Regions from separate parts of the Homo sapiens genome. Here regions 2, 3, 4, 5, 6 and 7 are each linked to region 1. The links are chromatin contacts, found by Hi-C or POLR2A ChIA-PET in ENCODE. All regions are on one chromosome and are shown on one strand. The core of a region is the stretch at or near the end of the contact, and the rest is flanking DNA. Distances in the headings are between cores, read along the strand shown.

What was found. Hi-C counts contacts between places; a loop is a spot of excess contacts on that map. ChIA-PET counts read pairs that join two places held with the same protein, here RNA polymerase II (POLR2A). Pooled maps may share reads with other maps.
Region 2: a pooled map shows a loop between it and region 1 (23-fold over the local background). The contact joins the promoter of TMEM175 here to the promoter of NSD2 in region 1. A Hi-C loop is called at or near these places in 1 of 37 single-sample maps with no recorded cell type and 7 of 50 pooled maps. POLR2A ChIA-PET finds 5 or more read pairs at or near these places in 2 of 52 experiments (Caco-2 and activated CD4-positive, alpha-beta memory T cell).
Region 3: a map of lower leg skin shows a loop between it and region 1 (13-fold over the local background). The contact joins the promoter of TNIP2 here to the promoter of NSD2 in region 1. A Hi-C loop is called at or near these places in 1 of 168 maps with a recorded cell type or tissue (lower leg skin) and 10 of 50 pooled maps. POLR2A ChIA-PET finds 5 or more read pairs at or near these places in 1 of 52 experiments (Caco-2).
Region 4: a loop to region 1 is called in a map of B cell, with 32 times the contacts of the local background. The contact joins the promoter of FAM193A here to the promoter of NSD2 in region 1. A Hi-C loop is called at or near these places in 1 of 168 maps with a recorded cell type or tissue (B cell), 2 of 37 single-sample maps with no recorded cell type and 10 of 50 pooled maps.
Region 5: a pooled map shows a loop between it and region 1 (10-fold over the local background). The contact joins the enhancer-like site here to the promoter of NSD2 in region 1. A Hi-C loop is called at or near these places in 9 of 50 pooled maps. POLR2A ChIA-PET finds 5 or more read pairs at or near these places in 3 of 52 experiments (activated CD4-positive, alpha-beta T cell, activated CD8-positive, alpha-beta memory T cell and activated T-cell).
Region 6: a loop to region 1 is called in a pooled map, with 5 times the contacts of the local background. The contact joins the enhancer-like site here to the promoter of NSD2 in region 1. A Hi-C loop is called at or near these places in 2 of 37 single-sample maps with no recorded cell type and 3 of 50 pooled maps. POLR2A ChIA-PET finds 5 or more read pairs at or near these places in 1 of 52 experiments (activated B cell).
Region 7: a loop to region 1 is called in a map of gastrocnemius medialis, with 6 times the contacts of the local background. The contact joins the promoter of UVSSA here to the promoter of NSD2 in region 1. A Hi-C loop is called at or near these places in 6 of 168 maps with a recorded cell type or tissue (CD4-positive, alpha-beta memory T cell, CD8-positive, alpha-beta T cell, ascending aorta and 2 more), 14 of 37 single-sample maps with no recorded cell type and 29 of 50 pooled maps.

Annotation. Positions count from the first base shown.
Region 1 is chr4:1,869,346-1,872,922 of GRCh38, forward strand. NSD2 (nuclear receptor binding SET domain protein 2) reads left to right here and starts at 2,048. Exons shown (of 22, transcript NM_001042424.3): 1 at 2,048-2,197. RefSeq lists an enhancer at 977-1,478 and silencers at 1,212-1,471, 1,502-1,731, 1,782-2,481.
Region 2 is chr4:930,795-934,371 of GRCh38, forward strand. It overlaps TMEM175 (transmembrane protein 175), which reads left to right and starts at 1,666. Exons shown (of 11, transcript NM_032326.4): 1 at 1,666-1,746. It overlaps GAK (cyclin G associated kinase), which reads right to left and starts at 1,522. Exons shown (of 28, transcript NM_005255.4): 1 at 1,249-1,522. The coding sequence starts at 1,393. RefSeq lists a silencer at 1,308-1,627 and an enhancer at 1,788-2,107.
Region 3 is chr4:2,754,727-2,758,303 of GRCh38, forward strand. TNIP2 (TNFAIP3 interacting protein 2) reads right to left here and starts at 1,610. Exons shown (of 6, transcript NM_024309.4): 1 at 1,288-1,610. The coding sequence starts at 1,563. RefSeq lists silencers at 1,153-1,212, 1,233-1,752, 1,933-2,072.
Region 4 is chr4:2,534,909-2,538,485 of GRCh38, forward strand. It overlaps FAM193A (family with sequence similarity 193 member A), which reads left to right and starts at 1,739. Exons shown (of 21, transcript NM_001366318.2): 1 at 1,739-2,262. The coding sequence starts at 2,008. RefSeq lists silencers at 623-782, 1,003-1,652, 1,663-1,712, 1,973-2,072, 2,153-2,442 and 3 more.
Region 5 is chr4:1,216,429-1,220,005 of GRCh38, forward strand. The region is part of intron 5 of CTBP1 (C-terminal binding protein 1); the gene reads right to left. CTBP1-AS (CTBP1 antisense RNA) reads left to right here. Exons shown (of 6, transcript NR_104331.1): 6 at 1-2,163. Among named protein-coding and RNA genes, the nearest start is that of CTBP1-AS, 8.1 kb to the left of the region's middle. RefSeq lists a silencer at 779-848 and an enhancer at 2,197-2,786. Within about 2 kb of position 2,328, at least 3 of the 41 ENCODE cell types and tissues checked have a DNase peak (open chromatin) inside an H3K27ac peak, as active enhancers do.
Region 6 is chr4:2,483,623-2,487,199 of GRCh38, forward strand. The region is part of intron 1 of RNF4 (ring finger protein 4); the gene reads left to right. Among named protein-coding and RNA genes, the nearest start is that of RNF4, 16 kb to the left of the region's middle. RefSeq lists enhancers at 1,663-1,942, 2,446-2,947. Within about 2 kb of position 1,574, at least 24 of the 41 ENCODE cell types and tissues checked have a DNase peak (open chromatin) inside an H3K27ac peak, as active enhancers do.
Region 7 is chr4:1,345,382-1,348,958 of GRCh38, forward strand. It overlaps UVSSA (UV stimulated scaffold protein A), which reads left to right and starts at 1,827. Exons shown (of 14, transcript NM_020894.4): 1 at 1,827-2,379; 2 at 2,709-2,808. The coding sequence starts at 2,711. RefSeq lists enhancers at 1-67, 68-590, 2,436-2,515 and silencers at 886-975, 1,196-1,525, 1,766-2,205.

The DNA of each region.
Region 1 (3,577 bases), core at 798-3,297:
TTTTTGTTATTTTTTATTTTTTGAGACAGTCTTGCTCTGTCACCCAGGCTAGAGTGCAGTGGCATGATCTCGGCTCACTGCAACCTCCACTTCCCGGGTTCAAGTGATTCTCCTGCCTCAGCCTCCTGAATAGTTGCGATTACAGATGCCCGTCACTATGCCTGGCTAATTTTTGTATTTTTTTTTAGTAGAGACGGGGTTTCACCATGTTAGCCAGGCTGGTCTCGAACTCCTGACCTCAGGCGATCCACCTGTCTCGGCCTTCCAAAGTGCTTGTATTAAAGGTGTGAGCCACCATGCCTGGCACTGGCCGTAATTTTAAAAATTCATTTATTTGTTTGGTGATAGAGACGAGGTCTTGCTATGTTGCCCAGTCTGGTCTCCAACTCCTGGGCTCAAGCAATCCTTTCACTTTGGCCTCCCACAGTGCTGGCTCACACTTCTCACAGGTGTGAGCCACTGGCCTTGGCTCCATTTTGAATTAATTTTTGTTAAGGGTGTAAAGTCTGTGTCTAGCCTGATTTTTTTTTGCATGTGGACATCCAGTTGTTCCAGCACCATTTGTCGAAAAGACTGTCTTTTCTCCATTCCATTTCCTAGAGTCAAGCTCAGCTGACTCCATTATGTGGTCTATATCCGGGTTCTCTATTCTGTTCATGGATCTATTTGTGTATTTTTCCACCAGTACCACAATGTCTCAATTACTGTAGCCTTATAGTAAGTCTTGCAGCAACCCTTGTTTTTTTGGGGGGGCCACAACTCAACCCATACAGGGGCCCAGCACCTGTGAAGGGACAGCAGCGGAGGCGGCGCGGGAGAGGAAGAGGAGGTGAACTGTGGCCACTCCTTGGTGGCTGGAGGTGGGTCCGGGGAGGCAGGACCTGGGCTGAGGTGTCGTTCTATAGCCCGGGTAGCGCACTTTCACAAAGCTCTCCTTGACCAAACTCTCGCCAGGCTCCCCTGGGCCCGCTTCTCAGCGAGGGCTCAAGCTGGGCCTGTAAAGCTCGAGCAGACACTAAGGCTCAAGGCCGAAGGTGTTCCCGGCTCCCTGAACCTGCGTGACAGAAAACCCAAGGCCGCCGGCTCCGGCAGCACCTGGAGGCAGGAGCCGAACTTCCATGGGCGGCGGGCAGCAAATCACACCGGCTTCAACCGCCCGGCCCGCCCACTTTTTGCAGCGTCTGACTTCCCCGCTCGCCCGCGCCGCTTCCTCCTCCTCCCTGTGCCGCACGCAGTCGCCCGCGCCACCCCCTGAAGCCCGGCTCTACCGCAGCGGCGCTGGGGTAGCGCCCCTGGACCAGGCGTCCTCCCCTCGCGAGCGGTCCTCCCGCAGCCGCGCCCAGCTCCGGGTCGGACCCTCGCCCGGGGGACTCGTTCACGCCCTGCGGCCGTTAGGCGGGAAGAGCACGACGCCCTGCCCTGCCCCGTCGTGGCGTCTGACCCTCTCCGCCACGTCTGTTCTGAGGCTCCGGGCCCGCCACGGCGGGGCCTCTGCGGCGGTTTCCCCACCCGTCCCCGCACTGCCGCTCCGCGAGGCGGACGCCGCTAGCAGCCTCCCGCGGGCCCCAGGCCCCGCGCCCCTCTCACGGGACAGGAGCTTGGGGACCCGCGCGGGCGGGCCGCGCGCCCAACGCCAGCCTCCGCGGCCGCGCGCCCACGGCTCGGGGGCGCCGGCTCCGGACGGTGATTGGGCGCGGATCGTGACGTCACTGAGCGCGGCGCCCGCGGGCGCCGGGTCTGGGCCGGGTGCGCGCCGCCGAGTAGCGGGAGCAGGGCGCGCGCCCGGCGCTACTCTGAGGCGGCTCGCGGGGCCCGCGGCCCGGCCCTCCCGGCGCTGCCAGCCCCGCCCGCCCGCGCGGCCCCCACCCGCCGCGTGCCTGCCCGCCCCGCCCGTGCGCGGCCCCGGCGCGGATTTGAAAAGCCCGGTCCGCGGGCCCCGCGAGCGCGGCAGCCAATCAGCGGCGCGCACTTTTCCCGCGGCTTCTGCGAGGCGGCGGCGGCCCCGGCTGCGGCGGCGGCGGCGGGCGGGAGGCGCGGGGGCGGGGTCGGCGCCGCGCGCGAGAGCCTCGGCCTGGCCGCGCTGCGCCCGCCGCCGCCGCCGCCCCCTCCCCGCCTGGGCCCTACCGCCGCACGGCCCCGGCCCCCTCCCAGCCTGCCGCTCCGGAGAGCCGCCCGCCGAGGATGCGACGCACCGCAGGTCACTGGGGCGCCCGCCCAACAGTCGCGGGCCGCCAACCGCCGGGGCTGGGGCCGGGAGGCCGGGCTGTGGGAGGCCTGAGGGGCGGCGGGGAGGACCGCGGAGGCCTGAGGGGGCGGGAGCGCCGGGAGGAGTGGGGGCACTGAGGAGGCCTGAGGGGCCGGCTCAGGGGCTGGGGGACCGGGAGGCCGGGCGGCCTGAGAGGGTCGTGGGGACCGCGAGGACCGCGGAGGCCTGAGGGCCGGCGGGAGGACCGGGCGGACCGCGGAGGCCGGGACGAGTCCGGGCAGGGGAGGGGCGGCGGCCTGCGGGCGGCGGCGGCTAACGGGGCCGGGCGGGCGGGCGCGGCCATGTTGGGCCCGGCCGGGCCCTGCGGCTGCACCTGTGCCCGGCCCGGCCGAGGCGGCCGCCTTTGTTCCCGCGGCGCCGAGCGGGTCGGGCCGGCCTTTGTGCGGCGCCCCCGGTCCGGGGCGGCCGCGGTGGGAGGGGCAGGTTGGGGTCCCGGGGCCGGCGCCGGGGCCAGGGGTCGGGCCGAGGGTCGCTTTTTGTTTGCAGGCGGTGTCTGGCGTTGACACTCGCGGCGCCCGGGCGTTGGTCAGCGCGGACGCTCCCCCGGGAAGCCGGGCCGCGGTCCGGCCCTTGGCAGGTGGAGGCGGGGGTGAGCCGGGTGTGGGTACCCTGCTGGGGGGCTGCGCGCCCTCGGCGTCCGGGCCTCCGCCTGGGATGTTCCCCTCGCCCCAGGATGCAGATTGATAGTCCTTGAAGCCTCAGTGCATGAGATGGGACCTGGCGACTTAATGGCTGGTTTTGCTCCACTCACAGGAACCGTGGTTTAAAATCTCGGCGTTTAAAAAATGCTGGTCTTAAGTTTCGGTAGAAATAAAATGGATGAGGGTATTGTATAGGACCCATTGCAGCACGAATCTTTCTGTGCCCACGATGGGCTTTGACATTCAAGTGGAAACATAGTATCAAAACTGATGTGGTGACGTTAATCGTTTTTAGGTAGATAACGTGTATTTTGTGTGTGTGTGTGTGTGTGTGTGTGTGAGAGAGAGAGAGAGAGAGAGAGAGAGAGAGAGAGAGAGAGAGAGCGCGCAGACCCTGTGAAGACAAGACTAATTGGATAAAGTTCAGGCCTGGCTCAGGAGCAGCTCTTCAGTGCTACCCACCTGCTTCACAGACTTTCAAGCCTTGATTTTTAAATGAGTTAAACGCCAGCATCACGCATGGGTTATATTCACTCTATTTTGTGTATTTCAAATATCAACGTGGAAAATAACTTAGGAGCCATCCCATTTATGAACTTGGGACTTAAACTTTTTAATTTTCCCAAAATGTTTTAAGTGCCCTAGTTACGTATTTAAATGTGATGAGAAC
Region 2 (3,577 bases), core at 416-2,915, 940 kb before region 1:
TGGTTTTGACCACAATGGAGACAAAGTGTGTGATAATGCTACAGTCAAAATGTCTCCGCAGGCCTTTTGTGATAATCAGAATTCTGGGATAGTCTCCTGTCTGGTCACAGAGCAGGCACCTGGACAGGCTAACCCTCCAGCCCTGAGAGGTACCAGGGAGCTGGTGAGGGTGAGGGCTTTTGTGTCGCTTCACTCCCTCTCCCTGTGCCAATACAGCAGAATAGAGTTACGCTTCCGCACCCAAGTCAACTGTGTTTAGCCCATAAACTTCACAGCCAGTGAAATATGACACACCTCCAGGCACCACTGGACAAAAAATGTAAGGAAAATCCACAAGAGAGAATGGGACCCACTGGCACTGGTGATCGATTCCGTGTGAACGGAGAGGACATCCAGGGAGCTAGAAATAGCATGCAGAGACAAAACTGACTCAAGACTGACTCAAGAGGACTTAAGCCGAGTGACCTGTCCACTCTGCAAGTTCTATATAGGTCACAACCACTGGCTCTGCTTCCTGTACTACACACGGAATCACACGAGTAGATGTTCACCGGGAAGAGAAACACTGAGGTGTTGAAAGACGAAGGGGGATCACGAGACACAGCCCAGTCTACCCTCGGCCAACCCCCCCACCCCCCAGGCTACAACCGCAACTACCTGCAACACGTGTGCACCCACCAACTCTCAAGTTCCCTGGACTGTAGAAGAACCAGCCCTAACCTCCAAAGTCCAGTCCTGTCCCTGCCTGCTCAATAACCCCAGATGTCCGGCAAAAGGCCAAGGCTTAAACCCACCTCCTGCACCGCTCACCTCCTGACTCCAGCTGTCGGCCTTCTAGGCACCGTCCCTCAGTCTCCGCTGTGGGTCCCCACCCAAGCTCCCTGCCTGCCACCATCCCCCACCTCACCGTAACATCTTCCCCCACCCACCCTGAGGGGGTTCCCCAAGCCCCAGGCCTTGCTCCGACTTGACCCTACTCTTATGACAAGAAAGTACCCCGACCCGGTCCCAGCCTCGCCCTCCGCAATCACCGCCAGCAGGCACTCACCTACGCCCGCGCTATGACCTTCGCCTGGCCCTGACCCACGCCCTCGGCAGAGACCCTCCCCTGGCCGACCCTGACCCACGATCCCGCTGGGACCCTCCCCAGCCCTAACCCACGCCCTTCCACTCCGGGCTGACGCTGCCCCCAGCGTCCCGGAGACAACACTCCGCGGCCGCACCCGCGCTGCCGACCCGGGGCCTCACCTTCGGCCAGGACCCGCCGCACCCGCAGCCGCAGCTCGCCCAGTTCCACCGTCTGCCCCACGAAGTCACTCTGGTCGCGGCCGGAAGCACCGCCCAGGGAGCCTGGACCCGCCAAGAAGTCGAGCGCCGACTGCAGCAGCGACATGGCGGTGGCTGCGCCGCACCCCGCGGCAGCCGGAGTGGTCGGGCTCGGGCTCCCGCTCCCTCGCCGTCCGGGTCAGCTCAGCAACCGCCGGCCCGGAGGTGCACCATCTTCCGCCTCGACGCCGTGACGTAGGCGCCCGTGAGGACGCGTCGCGTCAGGCGGCGACCCGGCCTAGCCCCGTCCCCTCCGCCGCGGCCTCACTTCCTGGCTGCGCGCGCAGGCGCGGAGGTCTGACGGAGACAGCGCGTGCGCGGCGTCGCCGGGCTTGCGATGAACTTCCGGCTGTCAAGCTCCCGGCCGGGCTGACTCAAGCGGAGGCGCGCGGAACAGTCGCCGAGGCGATTCCCGCCCAGGTAGTTCAGCGCCCCAGTCCAGCTCCCGGTACCGTTCCCCACATGGTCTGTTTTGTGGGAGGCTCCTTCTCAGGTGTCTCCGGTTTAAGCGCTTCGCCATCCTCTGGGTGGAGTCAGCCTCCCGTTTGCTGTTAGCGCCGCGTTTGCGAATGGGTTCGCGAATTTTTCTCTCAGTTGGCTAAGGAGCAAGGAGTTAGCGTGCGTTAAGCTTTCAGTAAATACTTGGTTTTCGTCTCATGGAGGTCGGAGTTTCCTGTGACGCTTAGTGAGTAAGGTTGGCAGCCCCCTCCCAGCAGCCAGGCAGGCAGTTTGCAGGGGAAACGCTGCTGCATTGCTCTGTCTTCCGAGGAGAGGGCCAGGGTCTGGCCTGGGGCAGTGACCAGTAGTGGGAGCCGTGGGCTAGAAAAACCTTCGTCCTGGGCAACCACAACACTGCAGAGACTGCCCTGTGACCCTCAAGGTTCGTTCTCACCCTGACATTTTCCAAGGCAAAAGCAAATCCTCATGAACCACTTGGAAGGGTTCGTAATGCCCAACTATTTGGAGATGAAATGGTGACTTTCCTTATAGGATAATAAGGAAATGGCTCACAGACAATGCATTTTTAGTTTTTGGCCCACACAGTATTTGGGGGTTGGGAGTGGGTAGCAGGAGGTGAATTAGTTGCTATCATTTAAAGACTGATGCCAGGCGCGGTGGCTTACACCTGTAATCCCAGTGCTTTGGGAGGCCGAGGCAGGCGGATCACCTGAGGTCAGGAGTTCCAGACCAGCCTGGTCAACATGGTGAAACCCCGTCTCTACTAAAAATACAAAAATTAGCCGAGCGTGGTGGCGGGTGCCTGTAATCCCAGCTACTCGGGAGGCTGAGGCAGGAGAATCGCTTGAACCCGGGAGGCGGGCGCCACTGTACCCTAGCCTGAGACTCCGCCTCAAAAAATAAATAATAATAATAATAATAATTGAAAGGCCTAAATGTTAAAAACCTAGTTTTCCAGCTTCTGTGGAAAAATCAAACCTGTCAATATTGGACCCAAAATGATGTGTGTTACCAATTACCTAGAGTGGTCCCTTGAGGTAAGACACAGTCATTTGCCTGACCAGATGGGCTCATGTATGTTACCTGCCTGGTTCCTATAGTCATTTAAGGTTGCAACCCCTTCAACAGAGTTATTTGTTCTCCAACTCAAAAATGGATTCTAAAGCTCACATCAGCCTCTTAGCCGTCCCAGAAGCTAACATCTGTTATCTTTATCATTAAAAGATAATAGCCTCAGCTCGTTGGAACACTTATCTATGTTATGGAATGAAGTATTGCATGAAGCCAAATGACATCTTTAAAAATATATATAACAAAAATAACAGTAGCAATAGCTTAGTTTAGGCACTGATTTATTGCTTACAACACCCTTTTCTGTAATAGTTCATTGTAGTGAAAACATCTTTGTGAAGAAAGCACAGTATAATTAACCCCCTTTATTTTGGGATGAGAAAATATGCTCAACAATGCCATTATTCGGCCAGGGCCAACAAGTGATACAACTGCAATTCAACGCAAGTCATGGCTTTTCCAGCCAGTGCGTTTGTCTGGTCGACTGTGGAATAGAAGGATAGAGAGCTCAGGAAAGAATCCCTGCTAGAGACAGATATCTGGGCATCCTCAGCATAGAGGTGGCAGTTGGCTCTAGGAGCTGAAGAGAGGACCAACAGAGATGGTGTACTAGACATAAAGAGGTTAGAATCTTCAGAGAATAGACAGTTTGTGGAGAAAGAGCAGTCAGTGAAGGAGGAAGAAAACCAAGAGAGTGTCGTAACAGAGCCAAGGAACGAGG
Region 3 (3,577 bases), core at 360-2,859, 880 kb after region 1:
TTTTAATTTAATTTTTTCAGACAAGGTCTCACTTTGTCACCCAGGTTGGAGTGCAGTGGTGCGATCTTGGCTCACTGCAACCTCTGCCTCCCAGGCTCAAGTGATCCTCCCACCTAAGTCTCCCTAGTGGCTGGGAGCACGGGCACGTGCCACCATGCCCGGCTAATTTTTTGCACTTTTTGTAGACAGGGTTTCACCATGTTGCTCAGCCTTGTCTCGAACTCCTGGGCTCAGGCAATCTGCCCGCCTTGCCTCCGAAAGTACTGGGATTACAGGCGTGAGCCACTGCACCCAGCCTAGGATTTGTGTCCTTTATCAGACACGGGCTGCATTTGCCATTGCTCCCAGCATAGAGTTGAAGCGCCACTAGTGAAAGACACATGCATGGGTGAGGGCTGGAAGGGACTCTAGAACACAATATGAGTACACGACCTTGGACCCAAGACACACATGTGTGCGTACACACACACACCATACACACCCCTCAGAATGTGTCTCCCGCACACACACCTCAAAACACCCCTAAGAACCAACCGGAACATACACACTACACAATACACACAGAATACACACAGCATACACACACCCCCCTCGGAATGTGTTCCCACACACGAACCTCAAAATACCCCTAAGAGCCCACCTGAACATACACCACACACACACAGAACCCAAGAACTGCACCAACCCCCCTCCTCAGAACCCAGTGCCTCCTCACCATCCCCCAGGACCCAGTGCCCTCCCAACCCCCCAGGATCCAGCATTCGCTTATCCCCTTCAGAACCTTGCACCCTCACCCCGCAGGACCCAGAGCCCCCTCACCTCCACCAGCACCTGGTGACGCCTCAAACCCCCCAGGACCCAGCACACCTCAGCCCGTGGTGTCCCCTTATCCCACTCAGGACCTGGTCCCCCTCTCTCCCCTAGGACCCAGGGTCCCCTCACCCCCCAGAAGCTGTTGCCCTATCACCCCCAGGACCCGACGGCCCCTTACCCCCAGGACCTAGTGTCCCTCAACCCCAGGACCCGGCACCCCCTCAACCCCCAGGACCTGATGCTCCCCCAACCCCTCAGGAGCCGGGGCCCCCTCACCCCCAGGACCCGGCACCCCCTCAACTCCCAGGACCTGGTGCTCCCCCAACCCCTCAGGACCCGAGGCCAACTCAACCCCAGGACCCAGTACCCCCTCAACCCCTCAGGACCCGGGGCCCGCTCGCTCACCCACCCAGGACCCGGCGGCCGCCACACGCACTCTCGCTCCCGCAGCTCCTCTGGTACCCGCCCTCGTACCTGGCGCATCTGGGCCTCGGCGGCGCCGCCCTCCTGCCTTCGCAGCTGCTCCCGGAAGCGCGCAACCTGCTCCAGCAGCGCGTCCACTAGGGACGGCGCGGCGTCCCCCTCCAGCGCGGCCAGGCGGGCGCGGAGGCGAGCGATGAGGGCGTCGCGGGCAGCGAGCTGGTCCTGCAGGCGGCGCAGCCGCTGTCCGGCCTCGTGGTACAGGGTGCAGAGCGCGGCAGCTGCGCGCGGGGCCTCCTCCCAGCCGCCCGACCCCGGGTCCCGGGACATGGCTGTAGGCCCGCCCGGGAGGCCGCGCGGCCGCCGGCAACTTCCGCGCCCGGGCCCCGCCGGCTGCCGCCCTTCCCGGAACTTTCCCCGGTGCGCCCCGCCCACCCACAACAGCCCGGCCCCGCCCTCCCCCACGCAGCCCCGCCCCCCGCGCAGCCCCGCCCTTCCCCGCGCAGCCCCGCCCGACGGCAGCCCGCCCAGCCCCTTCTCGCCCGGCCCCACCCCTCCCACCGCCTACAGCCCGGCCCCGCCCCTGCCGTCCGCACCCGTCCGGGAGAGTTGGCCTGGCCCCCGAGGCTGTCCACACCCCAGCTGGTGCTGGGCTTATTCCAGTGGCCCCAAACATCCGCCTCTGAGGAGTTGTCGGAGAGTCGAACTCAGCCCAGGAGTTTGGGGATTCATCAGCCTCTGATGGAAAGGAAGGGCTTAACGACAACCCCCAAGCTCTGGAGCTAAGTGTGGGTCTGAATCTCCCCGCGAGGGTCCAGGCCTTGCGGCCACAGCAGCAACAGAAGCTCCAGGAGCTGAGCTCGCAGCGCACCAAGCACGTGGCATGTGTTCCGTCACCTGGGGACACTGAGCCCAGAAAGAGCTCCAACCCCCTGCCCCGCACGCCGCTTTCTTTTTTCTTTCCTTTTTTTTCTTCTTTTTGAGACGGAGTTTCGCTCTGTTGCCCAGGCTGGAGTGTAATGGCGCGATCTCGGCTCACTACAACCTCCGCCTCCCAGTTTCAAGCGATTCTCCTGCCTCAGCCTCCTGAGTAGCTGGGATTACAGGCGCCCGCCACCATGCCCTGCTAATTTTTTGGTATTATTAGTAGAGATGGTGTTTCACCATGTTGGCCAGGCTGGTCTTGAACTCCTGACCTCAGGTAGATCCACCGGCCTCAGCCTCCCAAAGTGCTGGGATTACAGGCGTCAGCCACTGCAGACGCTGCTTTGTAAGGTGGCTAGTATGGGCCCACGGGACAACCTTCCTGCTAGATGCTGTTCTTATATAGCAGAAGCAGCAGGAAACCAGCCCCTTCCCACCCTTTCGCTTTTCCATCCCTTTCCTTCCCCAAAATTCCCAGACAAACGCTAGTGTTTTTCCACAGCCCAGTCTTCCCCACAATGATGCCCAAGCACACATGGGGTCTTTCCAAGGTTCCCTACTCAGGATAGGGCAGGGGTCTTCCCTGTGTGTGCACTTGCCCACAGGCTCCGCCCCTGAGCAGCTTCTTGACTTTCTTCCCTTATGTGATCCACAGCCAAGCCTGAGCTGAGCCTGGGAAAACACAAGCTTGTAGAATCAGACAAGCCTATAAGCAAAGCCAGAGCCACCCAAGTGCTTATGGCCCGGACATTGGGCTACACAGGCCTGGCTTTGCTATGGAAGGCTCCTTCTTACTCATCAGAGCCTGGGCTTCCTCTCAGCAGAAGGAAGGGCAGAGCGAGTGCCCACCCTACCTGGTTGGGCTGTTGTGGGGACTAGAGGGTGGAGTGTGCATGGAATGCTTGTCCAGTGCAGTGGCTGCTGCACAGCAAGCCTACAGTCCCCATGGCTATGGTTACAAACAATGCCTATTGATTGTCTGGGGCATGAGTGGAAAAAACAAAACTGGACCCAGAGCTGTTAGAGGCTAATGTGTGGCCTGGGGCACGTCATTCCAGTGACCTACCTTGAGCCTCTGCCTCAACTGTAAAAGGTGCATGTGACAATCCACAGTCTCTCATCCAACAACAGCCTTGGGGTCAGGTGTGGTGTATTGTATTGTATTGTACTGTACTGTATCGTATTGATTTATTTTAGACGGAGTCTCAATCTGTCGCCCAGGCTGGAGTGCAGTGGTGTGATTTTTGGCTCATTGCAACCTCCGCCTCCCAGGTTCAAGTGATTCTCCCACCTCAGCCTCCCAATTAGCTGGGATTACAGGCGCCCGCCACCACGCCTGGCTAATTTTTTGTATTTTAGTAGAGACGGGGTTTCACCATATTGGTCAGGCTGGTCTCGAACTCCCGGCCTCAAGTGATCC
Region 4 (3,577 bases), core at 489-2,988, 670 kb after region 1:
AGGCCTAATGGTCATTATTGTCATTCATTGATTCAGCAAATAGTAGAGTGCTGGGTGCTCAGCCTCTTGCTTTGCAGTAGCTTGGGTGTCAGAGGTGTGTGAGGCAGGCATTCTCAGGTTCTCTCCTGCCCAATAAAACCTTTTGTCTTTGGGGATACTGGTGACATCATGAATCCCAATCCTGTGCAATGTGCTATGACAAAGGAAAGGACAGGGGTTGAGGCAAGGGGCAGGGACAGCCTATGACACTGAAAAAGAGGCCAGAAACGCATTCCTACCCGCTCTCTCAAAATCCATGTTCAGTGGCAGGATCATCCAAGACCCTGATGGGGCGGGGGGCCTTTTTTCGTCTAGGATGGTATCTGAATGGCTTTAAGGGTAGCTTTCTTCTGATCACATGAGATTTCTGCTTGTGTCATGAAGAATGGGTCAGAGGATCAGGAGGCTGTGGCTGCAGCTGGGGCGGGTTGCGGGGACCCAGGACGAACAGTAGAGCTCGGTTAACGCTGCAAGGGGAGCCTGGCAGGCCGTACATCCCAATGCCAAGCCCGCCGCCTCTCGGCCTGACACCACCGGTGGAACCAAAAAGGGGAAATCATGTCCTTTGTGCCTCTGTGTCTGTGGTAAGCGGGGCCCTCCAGGGGGCGGAGCCGCCGGCAGGGTCCCCCCGTGGCCCGGGTCTCAGGGCAGAGCTCTGCCTGGGGCTCGCAGATGTCTGCAAGGCCGCGGAGGGAGGAGGGTCCAGACGCAAGCCCTTATTTCTGATCTGGACGTCTGCGAGGGTCTGACCCGGCTAGTCGTCCCCGAGGTGCGTGAGTGCGAGGGTGTGGGACACGGCCGGATCGTCCTAGGGCCCCGTGGATTAGCAAGGCACCGGGACCACTGGAGAGGGCTTAACGGGATAGCAGGGAGAGGGCGGGCTCGGGAAGAGCACCCTTTAGGCGAGGGGTTCTCGGGGAACCGACCGGCGTGTCCCAGCCCCAGGCCCGGTCCAAGATTCGCCGGCTCCGCCGCTGCCTCCGCACCCAGGCGGACCCCACCGCACCGCGCCCGGCTTTCCAGCGCTGCCCGAACCCCCGCCCAGCCCACGAGGCAGGGATTCTGTGGTCCTCACTGAGTCATCTGGACCAGAACTAGACTAGCCCAAGGTCACCGGGCGTTCCTGGCGAGGCCAGGGCCGCGCCGCGCCGCCCCTGGTGCATCCCGGGAGCCGCGCCGGTCTGCGGCACCTGGGCGGCGGACAGGGGCGCGGGCGAGGCGGGCGGGGCGGGCGGGCAGCGGACACCGGTCAGAGAGGCGGAACTCCCTGCCGCCAGCCGTGTAGTTTGCCTCGCGGGCGGCGGCGCGGCCTCCTGCCGGCCTAGCCCTACGCCCGACCACAACGCCCAGAAGGCCGCGCGGCGCGGGCGGGACCTGCGGCGACGAGCGAGGCGGTGACATCACCGCCGCATCCAGCTCCCTGGCCCCAGCTCCTCCCAGCGCCCGGGCCCTCGGCCTCGCAAGGCCTGACGGGAATCGTGGTCCACCCCCGGGTACCCCCAGCTGCTGCACGGGCAGCACGGACTTCAGTTCCCGGCGTGTCCTGCGCGCCGAGGCACGTTAACGGCAGGAGGGGGTGGGCAAGCAAAGGGAAAAGCAGAGCCGGGGGGCGGAGTAAGGCGGGGTGGGGGTGGGGGGTGGGGGCCCACACCCCTCCCCCTCCCCGCTGCTCCTTCCCCCTCCCCCGACGTAAACTGGGATCCCTTTCCCCTTGTGTCCGCCATATTGGACTCTAACTCTGGTCAGCCGCGGCGCCGGGACTGTGGACTCGCGGTTCCTCCCGCCCAGCGGCCTGCCCCGCAGCTCCCGCCCGCCCCAGCCCTCCCCGACCCGGACGCGACCCCGCGCAGCGCCCCCCGGCTGGCCGGAGCGCCCGCCGCCGCGGCCGCCTCAGCCTCCCCGCCTTCCCCGCCCTCCGCCGCCGCCCGCGGCCCCCGCGCCCGCTCTGCGCCCCTCTCCCCGCCCGCCATGAGCCCAGCCGACGCCAAGCGCGGGGCCAAGCGCCGGAAGAACAAGCGGGGCGGCGGCGGCGGCTCGGGCGGGGGTAACGGCGGCGCGAGCAGCGGCAAGGCCGGCCCGGCGGCGGCGCTGCGCGGTTCCCAGGCCGCGGGCCTGGCGGCCCCGGGCAGCGCGGCAGGCCTGGTGGGCGGCGCGGCGGCGGCCAACGGGCCTCTCGGCGCGGGCGCGAGCGCGGGCGGCGCCGCCCCCGGAGGCTACTTCGAGGTAAGCGGCGGCAGCGGGCAGGGGTCGATGGCGGTACGCGGTTGCCGTTCCCTCGCGCCTTGGCGGAGCTCGGCCTCCCGCTGTCGGCCCCGGGCCTGGGAGCGGGATGCTGCGGGCGGGCGGATAACGGGTCCTGCGGCGCTGCGCTTGCCGAGGTCCCGGGGCAGGGCGGCAGGTGGGCCGTGCTCGGCGTGACGCGGCCTCTGTCAGCCTCTTGAGAGGAGAACCTGAGCAGAGGCGGCGGGAGGGCTACACCGGGGCCGCCGCTCACGGCGACGGGCTGGTCCGCAGGCTGGAGCAGCCCCTCAACGGGCGGGGACGTCTCCGGGGTGCAGCTCCGCGCACGGCGCTTCGCCTTCCGCTGGACCCGGCGGGTGATACCCGCGAGGCCCGGGCTTCTGTCGTGGCGCCTCGCCCGCTGCGGCGGTTCCAGAGCGACTGCGATTCCGGGAGTGAGCAAAGCTGCCCTTTCGCTCCCAGGGCTTTGAAATGTTTCTCTGGCCACCTTCGTTATTCCGTGCGCGTGATGATTGAGAAGGGCCTCCCGGAAGTTTTCCTTTGGTCCTCCTATGTGGTTATTTGAAATCTACCTGACAGCCACCTGGAGCTGGCAGCCCTGGCCCCTCCTCCCCCGCTTTGTTAAGTTTTCAGGGGTATTTAGTGGTTTGGTTACTCAGGTATGTATTTAGGGTTCGAACTTAAGGAATTTGAAAGGTGATTTTTTTCAGTTTTGTTTATGAAGACAGCTAGCACACATTGCACCTACCAATTATGGATTCCTGCCACTTTTATTCAACCGTTGGTCACAACATTTCAGAGGGTACACTATTTATAAGTGGGTATGCAATTGGCGCAGTCATTTCCAGTTATCCCATTGTCTGCTGAAAGAGAATAGATTTTTTTTGAAAAGTTGCGTTCTTATAATGTTATTTAAACTCTTAAATTATGTAGTTTTAAAGATATTGCAATTAAAAAATGAAAGAAGCGTTGGGAGTATTTTTGTGCTAAATCATGACACAAATTGTTCTTTTTTTTTTTTTCTTTTGAGAACGGAGTCTCGCTCTGTCGCCCAGGCTGGAGTGCAATAATGGCGCGATCTTGGCTCACTGTAACCTCCGCCTCCCGGGTTCAAGCGATTCTCCTGCCTCAGCCTCTCGAGTAGCTGGGACTACAGGCATGCGCCACCATGCCCGGCTAATTTTTGTAGAGACAGGGTTTCACCATGTTGGCCAGGCTGGTCTCGAACTCGTGATCTCAGGTGATCCGCCCACCTTGGCGTCCCAAAGTGCTGGGATTACAGGTGTGAGCCACCGCG
Region 5 (3,577 bases), core at 1,078-3,577, 650 kb before region 1:
GGGTACACTAGCCCCTCGGCCCACACCAGCTGCCAGCCACACCACTCCCCTGCAGCCTGTCCACAGGACGTGACATGAACCACTCAGTGTCAAACGGACTGGTCAGTGGGTCTCCACCCACCCAACACATGTCCTCCGTGCCCAGGCCCCTCCGCTGGCCTTTCGATCCACCCATCAATGTTTCCGGCATCTCAATTCCAGCCACCACTACGTGGAGACGGCAAAGGGGGCAGGAGGGAAACTTCCAGACCAGGGAGGCCCCGCTGGGCTCAGGTCCTGACCCCTTCGAGTGGAGCGGCAGAGAAAGCCATCCCAGGCAGACGTGCCTGCCCCCACCCCAGCAGTCCAAGGCTGGCACGGGTCCCAGCACAGGAGCCGTGGAGCTTGAGCCACCGTGTCTGGCTGGGGCCGGCTCCTCCTCGGGGAAGGGTCTGCAGAGTGCTCGTGCCCACTGTGAGCCAACAGCATGGCTGCAAAGGACACAGGACCCCAAGCCCGCGAACGTGGTGTCTCCTGCATTGCCTCAGAGGGAACCGCTACACAGGAAGGAAGCAGGTTGAGCGCCGGGGCGGGTGGGAAGTGGGCGCAGTTTCAAAGGCGGCAGCCAGGGCAGGCCTCCCTGAGAAGACCAAGCTTGCTGGAGACATAAGGGGACAGGAAGGGAGCCAGAGAGCTGGAACAACACGTGCGAGGGGCCCGCGGCGGCCTGAGGGCCAAGGAGACCAGACCGCCAGGCACACAGGGTGGCCGGACGTGGCCCAAACGCCCAGGGGACCCCCAGTCACTCTGGGAAGAGGACTGGGGGAGGCTGGGAGGCCAGTCAGAAGAGCTGAGGACCGTCTAAACGCACTACATCCTAGAAAGGGAGGCGCCTGTTCTACGAGAAGGAACATGGTGGCTCCTTCCATCCCCAGGGACGAGGCTGCTGCAGGAGGGAGGAGGGCTCGGCAGGCGGAGGTGGGAGCAGCAGTTCTGAGGGTTGCAGCCACGGCCGGAGTACCCGGGCAGCTCCCCAGGTGCAGAACAGCCCGTCTGTCAACGCCCCCTGCCAGGGATCCCACCAAATGGGGAGGAAGAGAACACAGGCAGACACAGAGAAAGGCGTCTCCCACAGCGCAGAAGGCGGACGACACGCTGTTTCCCACTGCGCACAACACAAAGCCCCGGAAGTCGGGCTGCCGGTGGCGAAAACCAGCTAAAGCCGCGGGCCGGCGCCGGCCACGCCTGACACGGGAGAGCAGCGGCTGTTCGGGGCGAGACCATTCTTCACTTCTGTCTCTGCCATTCTCTTCCACATGATGTCTGGCTTAGGATAAGAAATTATGATGATGCAGGTGAAGAGACAGGAGGATGTAGTTTCTAATTAGAACAAAACACTGGAAGCGGACAGACGCACAGATGACCGAGGCTGGAATCAGCCAGCAAAACCTCTTAATAACTACTATAAACATGCTCAGAGATGACAACAAGTGTGGATGTAAACAGCAGAAAAATGGAGGCTTCCGGAAGATGAATGGTAACTCTATAAAGAACCACATAGAAATTCCAGAACGAAAACATCCCTCTGAAACGGAACTCCCTGGACAAAGCTAACTGCAAGAAAAGGATCGGGAGCTTGAAGGGAGGGGCTCAAAGTCAGCAGATGGCATCCAAACAGAAGCAGAGAGAAAAGAATTTAAAAAATAAATTTTAAAGAACAGGCCTTGGTGGCTGACGCCTGTAATCCCAGCACTCTGGGAGGCTGAGGTGGGCGGATCACAAGGTCAGGAGTTCGAGACCAGCCTGGCCAACATGGTGAAACCCCGTCTCTACTAAAAATACAAAAATTAGCCGGACGTGGTGGCGGGCGCCTGTAGTCCAAGCTACTCGGGAGGCTGAGGCAGGAGAATGGCGTGAACCTGGGAAGCAGAGGCTGCAGTGAGCCGAGATCGCGCCACTGCACTCCAGACTGGGCGACAGAGCGAGACTACCTTCCACAAAAAAAAAAAAGGCAACACATTTTCGGACAAAGAAAAGCAAAAGGAATCGGTCACTGGTGAGCCACATTTCTAAGACAGTCTTTAGGCTACAGGAACGTGACGCCCGAGGACAGCCAGAATCGGGGGGCGTAAACAAGGCAGAAAGGGTGGATGTGTCGGTTGATATTCAAAAGAAAAATTACTGAAAAATTCCTTGACAGACTCATGACTAATAGCTTCTTGTACGGTTTTCTGCATAATAGACGTGGAAAATCGGCCCGAGGGTGAGAGGAGCCACCGCGGGCCTCTGGCCGCCCTGGACGAGTCTTCACAGGTTATGCTGGGTGGCAGTGAGTTATGAAGGCGTATCCTAATCTCTAAAGTAAAACTAAACACGATCACTAAGCAGAGTATAGGTTAAAAAGCAACAACAGATGCAAGGAATCATTTAACACCTGATTAATATAAAAGAAGGCCAGAAAGGAAAAACAAGGATGAACAGAAAACACGTAGCCAGATGACACCGAAATCCAAATCATCAGCAATTACACTAAAAATAAATGAACTGAACACTCAAGAGGCAAAGACTGTCAGACTGAAAAAAGAAAGAGGAACTAACTCTATACTATTAATAACAGACACACTTTAAACATAAAAGACAGAAGTCAGGCGCCGTGGCTCACACCCGTAATCCCAGCACTTTGGGAGGCCAAGGCAGGGTGACCACTTGAGCCCAGGAGTTCTAGACCATCCTGAGCAACACAGCAAGACTTTGTCTCTACCAAAAAATAATAATAATAATAATAACAATTAATTTAAAAAAATTGCAGTGGCACGCACCTATAGTCCTAACTACTTCGGAGGCTAAGGCAAGAGGATCTCTTGAGCCCCAGTGCTCAAGGCTGCAGTGAGCCGTGACCGCACCACCACACTCCAGCCCGAGTGACAGAGCAAGACCTTGTCTCTGAATGAATGAATATAAGAACAGAGATAAGCTAAAATTAAAAGGATGAAAAAAGACATACCACACAAACACTGATCAAAAGAGCTGGGATGGCTGCCTCAACATCAGACCAATTAATTAGACCACAAAAAGACCAACAGGAAACGTCCTACTTAATGGTGAAATGTCAGAAACTTTTTCTCCCACATCAACACGGTAACACCCACACTCACTGCTGCTGATGATTGTAGCTAATGCAAAAAGGCAAAAATAAAGAAATTAAAGAAATAAAAGGTACAGAGATCAGAAAGGAAAATGTAAATCTGTGTTTATCTGCAGATGACACAGCAGTGTGTGCAAGAGAAAATTCAAGAGAATCTGTTTTTGGCAGAGGCAGGTCTCATTACGCCATCCAGGCTGGTTTCTAACTCCTGGTGATCCTCCGGCCTCGGCCTCATAACGCACTAGGATAACAGGCACAAGCCACTGCACCCGGCCTAACATGGAGAATTTAGAACGCTGTGGGATATGAGGTTGGTTTACAAAACTCAAGTGTATTTCTACCTACTAATAACCAACTGTCAAGAAACAATTAGGCCGGGCACAGTGGCTCATGCCTGTAATCCCAACACTTCGGGAGGCCAAGATGGGTGGATCACTTGAAGTCAGGAGTTCG
Region 6 (3,577 bases), core at 324-2,823, 610 kb after region 1:
GCAAAGCCCCATCTCTACTAAAAATACAAAAATTAGCCGGGCATGGTGGTGGGTTCCTGTAATCCCAGCTAGTTGGGAGGCTGAGGCACAAGAATTGCTTGAACCTGGGAGGTGGAGGCTGCAGTCAGCCAAGATCACACCACTGCACTCCAGCCTGGGTGACAGAACAAGACTGTGTCTCAAAAAAAAATTATTTGTTTTTATTGATTTTTATTTATTTATTTATTTTGAGACTGAGTTTCACTTGTTGCGCAGGCTGGAGTGCAATGGTGCGATCTCGGCTCACCTCCACCTCTTGGGTTCGAGCGATTCTCCTGCCTCAGGTTCCCGAGTAGCTGGGATTACAGGCGCCCACCACCACACCCAGCTAATTGTTGTATTTTTAGTAGGGGGTGGGTTTCACCATATTGTTCAGGCTGGTCTCGAACTCCTGGCCTCAGGTGATCCCCCCCCGCCTCGGCCTCCCAAAGTGCTGGGATTACAGGTGTGAGCCACCATGCCTGACCCAGGTCTCTTATTTTCAGTGGGTAATTGTATCAGACTCTGCCTCCCAGGTGGGGTTTGAGGGTTCTGTGTACCTGGTGTAGGCCTAGGCTAAACAGAAGAGCTTCTCGTTAGAGCATCTCCCTGTGGACTGGCTGCAGAGTTACGATATCATTCTGGTTCTGCTGTGCTCCCCACTGCCCCTTTTCAGCTGACTCTTTGCTCATAGGAATACAGTGGTATGAGATAGGGTCATAGAATTTGGTTCCAGTCTAACACTCTTCCTGTTTCCTGCCCGCCTGTATGTCTCTATCCATTAGCAGACTCCTTTATGTATGATAGAGACACATGCACATATGCATACACGGACAGTCCCTGACTTACAGTGTTTCATTTAGAATTTTTCAACTTATGATTTATTGGGAGTTAGCCCCATTGTACGTCAAGGAGCATCTGCACATCGTATACATATATACCATGAATACACATAATTATATGTCACACTCCTGCTAGAGTGGGGGGGGTCAATATCTGAAGTGCTTATAATAGCTTTATTGGGGGGGACCTCTAAGAAAAACAGAATAATTACTTAGACCTTAAATAATAAATCTATAAGAATGAAGAAAGCCCCAAAGCCCTTCCAGCTTCCATCCCGTCAGTCACCTCTCTGTCCTATACTCTGCCACTACCCCGAGCCTCATGGCTTTCTTCTCACCTGGGCTACCCTGAGTCTCCTCCTTGGTCTACAGTCTGACTTGTTCAGTCTCCCATCTGTTCTCACCAGACACAGGTGACATGGTCTCTAAATGCAGATCTCAACATGTCATCTCTGTCCCAAAACCCTCGATGGCCCTGTCCTGAGGGTGTAGTCAGTGAGGCTTGTTAGGAACCCTCGGCACCTTTGTTGTCCTCCACACAGTGCTCGTGTGGGACATCCCTGCTCCCTTCCGCCCACCCCACCCACATACATTGTTTCTTAATTAACTCCTCCTGTCACTTGAGGCCCCATTCAGCACTGCTTCCTCTAGACAGCCCGGCTTGATCCTCAGCGCGTTTGGGCTGGGACTGCGACTCCTTTGCTGCTGCTTCCACTTGCTTAGGTCACCAGCGTCCCACTTCCGTGTTTGAGCTCACTGGCCGCCTTTCAGTTCCCCAGCCTGTGCATTGCAGCTGTTCACTGCTTCCTCCTCCTTGAAGAAGGAGGTTTTGTCTGAGTGACGGCTCCAGGTTCTCCTAGCTTTGTTTCTTTTAAATTCTCTTTTACAGATTCTATCTACCTGCCTCCCCAAGTTTTCACACATTCTGAAATCTCTACGTCCATCCGAGTTCTCACTCTTGAGTTTCCAGCTACCTTGGGCCCTTTCTCCCTGGGTGTCTCACACCCTGCTTTTCTAAAACTACACTCAGCACCTGTTTCTGTTCTCCCTTCCCTCATTGGGTTTTATGGCCTCATTCTTGCAGAGTAAGAAGCTAGATACCTTGGCGTGAGTTGTTTCTCCTTTCACCTTGGAAGCTTTAGGAATACCTAGCATCCGGCTCTCCTGACCATCCCCAGTTAGGAATGACCACTTCTCTACCCCAGCTCCTCTTTTCTCAGTGGCAGGGGCGCCATCAACACCCCACTCTTACCCTCATTTATTCCTTCAATAAATATGAGCATCTGCTTTGTGTAAGGTCTTAGCTAGGTAGAAAGTAAATAGAGCCTTGTCCTCGTAGCGCTTACCTAAGTGAGAGCATACTGGACGAGAGACTGGAGGATGGTGGGGCCCTTTCTTGAAATGGAGTATATGTTGGCGGAAGGAGGAGGCAAGGGTTCCTTTTGGAACACACTAAATTTGAGAAATCTGAAAAATCACCGTCAGTGTTCCCGCTAGTTTCTGGAATTGATGTATTTGATTCTGGCACTAACATACCTATTTGAGGGTGTGGGTCTTGGTATCAGACTGCCCTGGTTTAAGTCTAGGCTCTGTTTACTAGGTGTGGATGACTTTGGGGAAGTTCCTTAACTTTAATCCTTAGCTGCTTCATGGGTAAAATGGGGAACATAACAGTGCTTATTTCCTTACTGGGTGATGTGAGGAGCACATGTGGTGATATTAATATTTAGGAAGCGCAGTGCCTTGTGCAGATGCAGAGAAGGCACCTCTCAGCTGTTGTTAGTTTTCTTATTCCATTGGACTCTCACCTGCATGATCCAGAACCCTTTGTAGTTGGTGAGGGCTACTTTCCCATGACCGCTAAGGTCTCCATTCACTCTGCATTTCTACGTCCCCACCACGCTGGGATGCTCTGCTGGAAATGCTCCTGTCTCACCTCAGTGCCCTGGTGAAATCCAGCCTCTTGGTGGCTTATCCCCAAGACCAGCCTTCCAAATTCCTTTGAACTCTGACTCCTGACCCTTACTAAACCCAAAAGAGAGAGAAAAACCAGATTTGGGGTGAATTGCTGTATGGGCCAGGGCATGGAGAATGAGGGGGCTCCAGAAAGCTTCCCAGGGAAGTAGTAATGGTCTAGCTGGGCCTGCAGGGATGCAGGAGGCTGGTTTCAGAGTGGTGAGGGGTGTGCAGGCCAGGACAGCCACAAGGCACATCTTCAGCAGCCGTATTTGGAAGCCTCAATATCAGTGAAGTGGGAGGAGAGAGGCTTAGGAACAGCCTGGGTGTGGACATCAGGTGTTTCCCTTTGCTCTGCAGGCTGATTTCTCTGTCTTCCTTTGTCAGTAGCTTCTCTTTTCTAAATTCTAAGACACGCTATTGATGTGGCGGGGAGAACAAGCCCCTATATGATAGATGTGCACCCAAATGTAAGATATTTCTTGAGATCAGAAACATTCGTGGATATGAGAACCCAGGACATGTGGTGGATCTGGGACTGTCGTGTGGTCTGAATGATCTTGTGAGTCCTAAGGTGATGTCGAGGCACCTCCCACCTCTGTTGAAACCAACTAGACAAGTCTTTTCCTAGCCAGAGCCTCTTCCCTGAATGTCTGTTTAAAGTTGAACACTTACCAGGTGAGGTGTTGCTTTGAGAAGCATTTGTGCTCCGGGCTGGAGTGCAATGGTGCAGTCATGGCTCACTGCAGTCTTGACCTCCT
Region 7 (3,577 bases), core at 577-3,076, 520 kb before region 1:
CGCCTGTAATCCCAGCACTTTGGGAGGCCGAGGCGGGCGGATCACCTGAAGTCAGGAGTTCGAGACCAGCCTGACCAACATGGTGAAACCCCGTCTCTACTAAAAATTCAAAAATGAGCTGGGCGTGGTGGCGGGTGACTGTCATCCCAGCTACTCGGGAGGCTGAGGCAGGAGAATCGTTTGAACCCGGGAGGCGGAGGCTGCAGTGAACCGCGATCGTGCCACTGCACTCCAGCCTGGGTGACAAAGCGAGACTTTGTCTCAAAAAAAAAAAAAAAAAAAAAAAAAAAAAAGGCTGCAGGGCCATCAGCGGATACAGAGGGCAGTGGACGGGCAGCTTGGCTGTGCTGTTGAGCCTGAGGGCTGAGAGGACACCCCGGGGCAGTGTAAAGGAGACTGGACTTAGCAATTGGTAAGAAAAGTTGGATAAAGAGAGGGTTTTGTTAGTATGGGAGAAACGGCACCCTTTTATACTAATGAGAACTAGTAACAACAAAAAAAACCACGCTGTAGAAGACAGAGGGAAACTGCTGGATGGGTGCCTTGGAGGAAGCCACAGGCCGGGGATTGGATGCACAGGGCAAGGGGCGCTGAGGGAGGGTCTGGCTGCAGCTTGCTCAGTGAAGCAAGAGGCAGGGTGAGGAAGGGGTGAGGCGGAGGAGCGGCTCGGGGCTGGCTGCAAGCTAGGAGCTGGGAGCCACTGACGCCCAGGGACAGAAGCTGGTGCTGCAGAGAGGGGCGGCGCAGGGAGTCCCTCTTCTTTTCCTTTTTAAAATAATTGCTTTACTGAGATATAACTCACACATCCTGAAACCCACCCTGTAAAAACACGATTAACAGAGTTGTGAGCTACCACCACCGTAATGCAAGGGCACGCCCATCCCCCCGAAAAAGAAACCCCGGCCCGCCGCCGGCGGCCCCCGCCCTGCACCCAGCCCCGGGAGCCCAGTCGGGCGTCTGCTCTGCGTGGCCTGTGCCGGGCGCCCCGCGAGTGGGGTCCACACCACGCTCCTCCGAAGCCACGGTTTCCCAAGCGCGGTCTCCAGGTCCGTCCGTCCGCAGCCGACCTCGCACTCCCCTGCGTTCGAGGCTGCGGACTTCGGCGGCAGGACGGACGGCGCCTCTGCTTCTCATTCCGCCCAGGGCCAGCCCGGGCCCAGGGGTACCTGCTGTGCGTCTGGCGCCGAGGTGGGCCCCGAAGACCCCCAAGCCCGCCCAGGGATTCCCTTCCCGAGGCCGGAGCGGGGAGGCGCCGCGGGGTTCAGGGCGCCCTGCGCGGGGCGAGCTCGGGGGCGGGGGCCCGCGCCCGCCCGTCTGGGCGGTCCTCACCGGCCCTCTGCAGGTGAAGGGACCTGGCTGCGAGCCCGCGGGCGGGCGTGGCGTTGAGGCCCAGACCGGAACTTCCTTTCGGCCTCAGTTTCCCGGCCGGCCCCGCCCCCGGCGCCCGTACATGCGGCCCCTTTAAGGACTTTCTGCGCCCTCCCGCCTCTTTTTTCTCGTGCGTCCCCCTCCCCACCCCCGGCAGCCTGCCTCGCCCTCGCCGGGAGCGCGCCTACGTCACCGCGCAGACCTCGGCCGCGTCTTTGCGCCTGCGCCTCCTGGGCTGGGGTGAGCCATTGGCTGTCGAGCTCAGGGCACGTGCTAGGGGGCGGGGCCTTGACCGGAAAGGGTGGGGCAACGGCGAGAAAGGCCGCGTCGAGCGGTAGGTGCAGTCGTCGCTGTGGTGACCCCAGGTCCTGATGCGTCCGGCCCAGGGCCAGCCAATGGCGGTAGAGGTCTTGGGCACCTGACAAGAGGGGCGGTCCCCCCGCCGGAAGGGGCGGGGCGAGGCGAGCGGCCGCGTCAGCGGTAGGTGGGGCTGTGGTTACGCTGCCGGGCGGGGGTCGCGCCGGTTCGGTCCCCGGGGCTCTGCGGGCGCCGGGCAGAGACCTGCGGCCAGGGCGTGTCCCGTGTGCCCGAGAGCGCCGGCGGCGGGGCCGGAGGGCGGGCCCTGGGCCGAGTGACAGGCCGCAGCCCCCCGAGCACCGTCGAAGCCGGCGCGCCCGCCCGGTGCAGCCGCTGTGCGAGAGCGACCCCGCGGTCCAAGCCTCGCGTGGCCCTGCCGGGCCCCTTCTTTCCCCGAGTAGGGCGCAGCTTCCCAGCCTCCGCCCCGGCCTCGCCTGGCGCTTCCTTCCGGGTCCTTCGGCCTTTCCCTGGCGGTGCGGCAGGCCCTCGCCTCATCCCACCAGGCACGCCGCGGTGCTCGGCCCTGGGTATCCGGGCAGGCTGCCTCCGTTAGGGCCGCCCCTGCTCTCCGGACGCGACTTTTCATTGGTCTCAGAATTTCTTGGCTCCTCTTGGCCTCTGCAGCCTTGCTGGAGGCTGCCCTGCGGAATCTGAGTGAATAAGGGAAACAGCAACAGTCACGTTGGGGAAAAGCTGATTCGGACAGCGCCACTGGTTCCTTTAACGCACGACCCTCAATGCAGCGTCCCACACACGGGATTGTAGAGGTCCCGAGTTTAAGGTTCACTTTTAAAACTGCAATCACCGCCGTAAAGGCCTTGCTGGACACACATATTTCCCAGAGAGGCACCCACAGATGGACCCCAGCCTCAGGGTCCTCCCGGAGCTTTCGGTTTATAGTGGAACCCAGTAAACACGTTAATAACACCGAGAGCTATAAAATACAGATGGTGATATAGCATCTCTGCCTTACTTATTTCTAGATATGGATCAGAAACTTTCGAAGTTGGTAGAAGAGCTCACAACTTCAGGAGAACCCCGACTAAATCCTGAGAAAATGAAGGAACTGAAGAAAATTTGCAAGTATGTCTTAGGGTTCAGTAACAGTAACTGACTGGCCCACTGAGCCCAGGACACACACAGGGCCCTGCCCTCCTGCCCCCACCTGGGAGAGAACCACCCGAGGGACACACCCAGGACATTTTCTCGGGGCCCTGCAGTACCCGGCTCTGACGGGTGGTCATGTTCTGGGGTCGGGGCGTGTGGCGTTGGGGACCCCACTGCTCTGTGGTTGGTGCTTCTCTTCATTCCCATTTGTGTGGTCTGGAGCACATCCTGTAGGAGTTCTTGAGTGCACAAATGTGATTCAGAGAGAAACGTGCATCTTTTTCTTTGCTGCTGGACTTTTCGAAGGGAAAGAATAGAGCTTGCTGATGGGCGAGTTGGTCCATCGCCTTTAGGGTATGTCCACCTCTGTTCACTTCCTCCAAGGAAAACGCCGGAGGGGATCTCTGCCGTCACCCTCAGGCAGCCAGAGATTCATGGGGGAAGCAAAACTTCCCCTCGGAGGGTGGAGCATAAGTCGAGGACACTGATTATTCTGTATCCTGTGTTTGTAAAATGGCAGTTTATAGATTGTTTATACAGTGATGGAGTGTTGACATTTTGATAGAAAATTTCAGGTCAGGTTTTGTGGCCTGCGCCAGGAAATCGAATTCGCAATGGTTTATGTGGGGTCAGGAGCTGGGAATAGGAGCATTCAGGAGGGGCTGGGAGATGTCCCGAGCTCTAGGCCTTCCTTCCTTCCTGCAGCAGGAGGCACCCAGCTGAAACAGTGTGCGTGCTGGGCGGT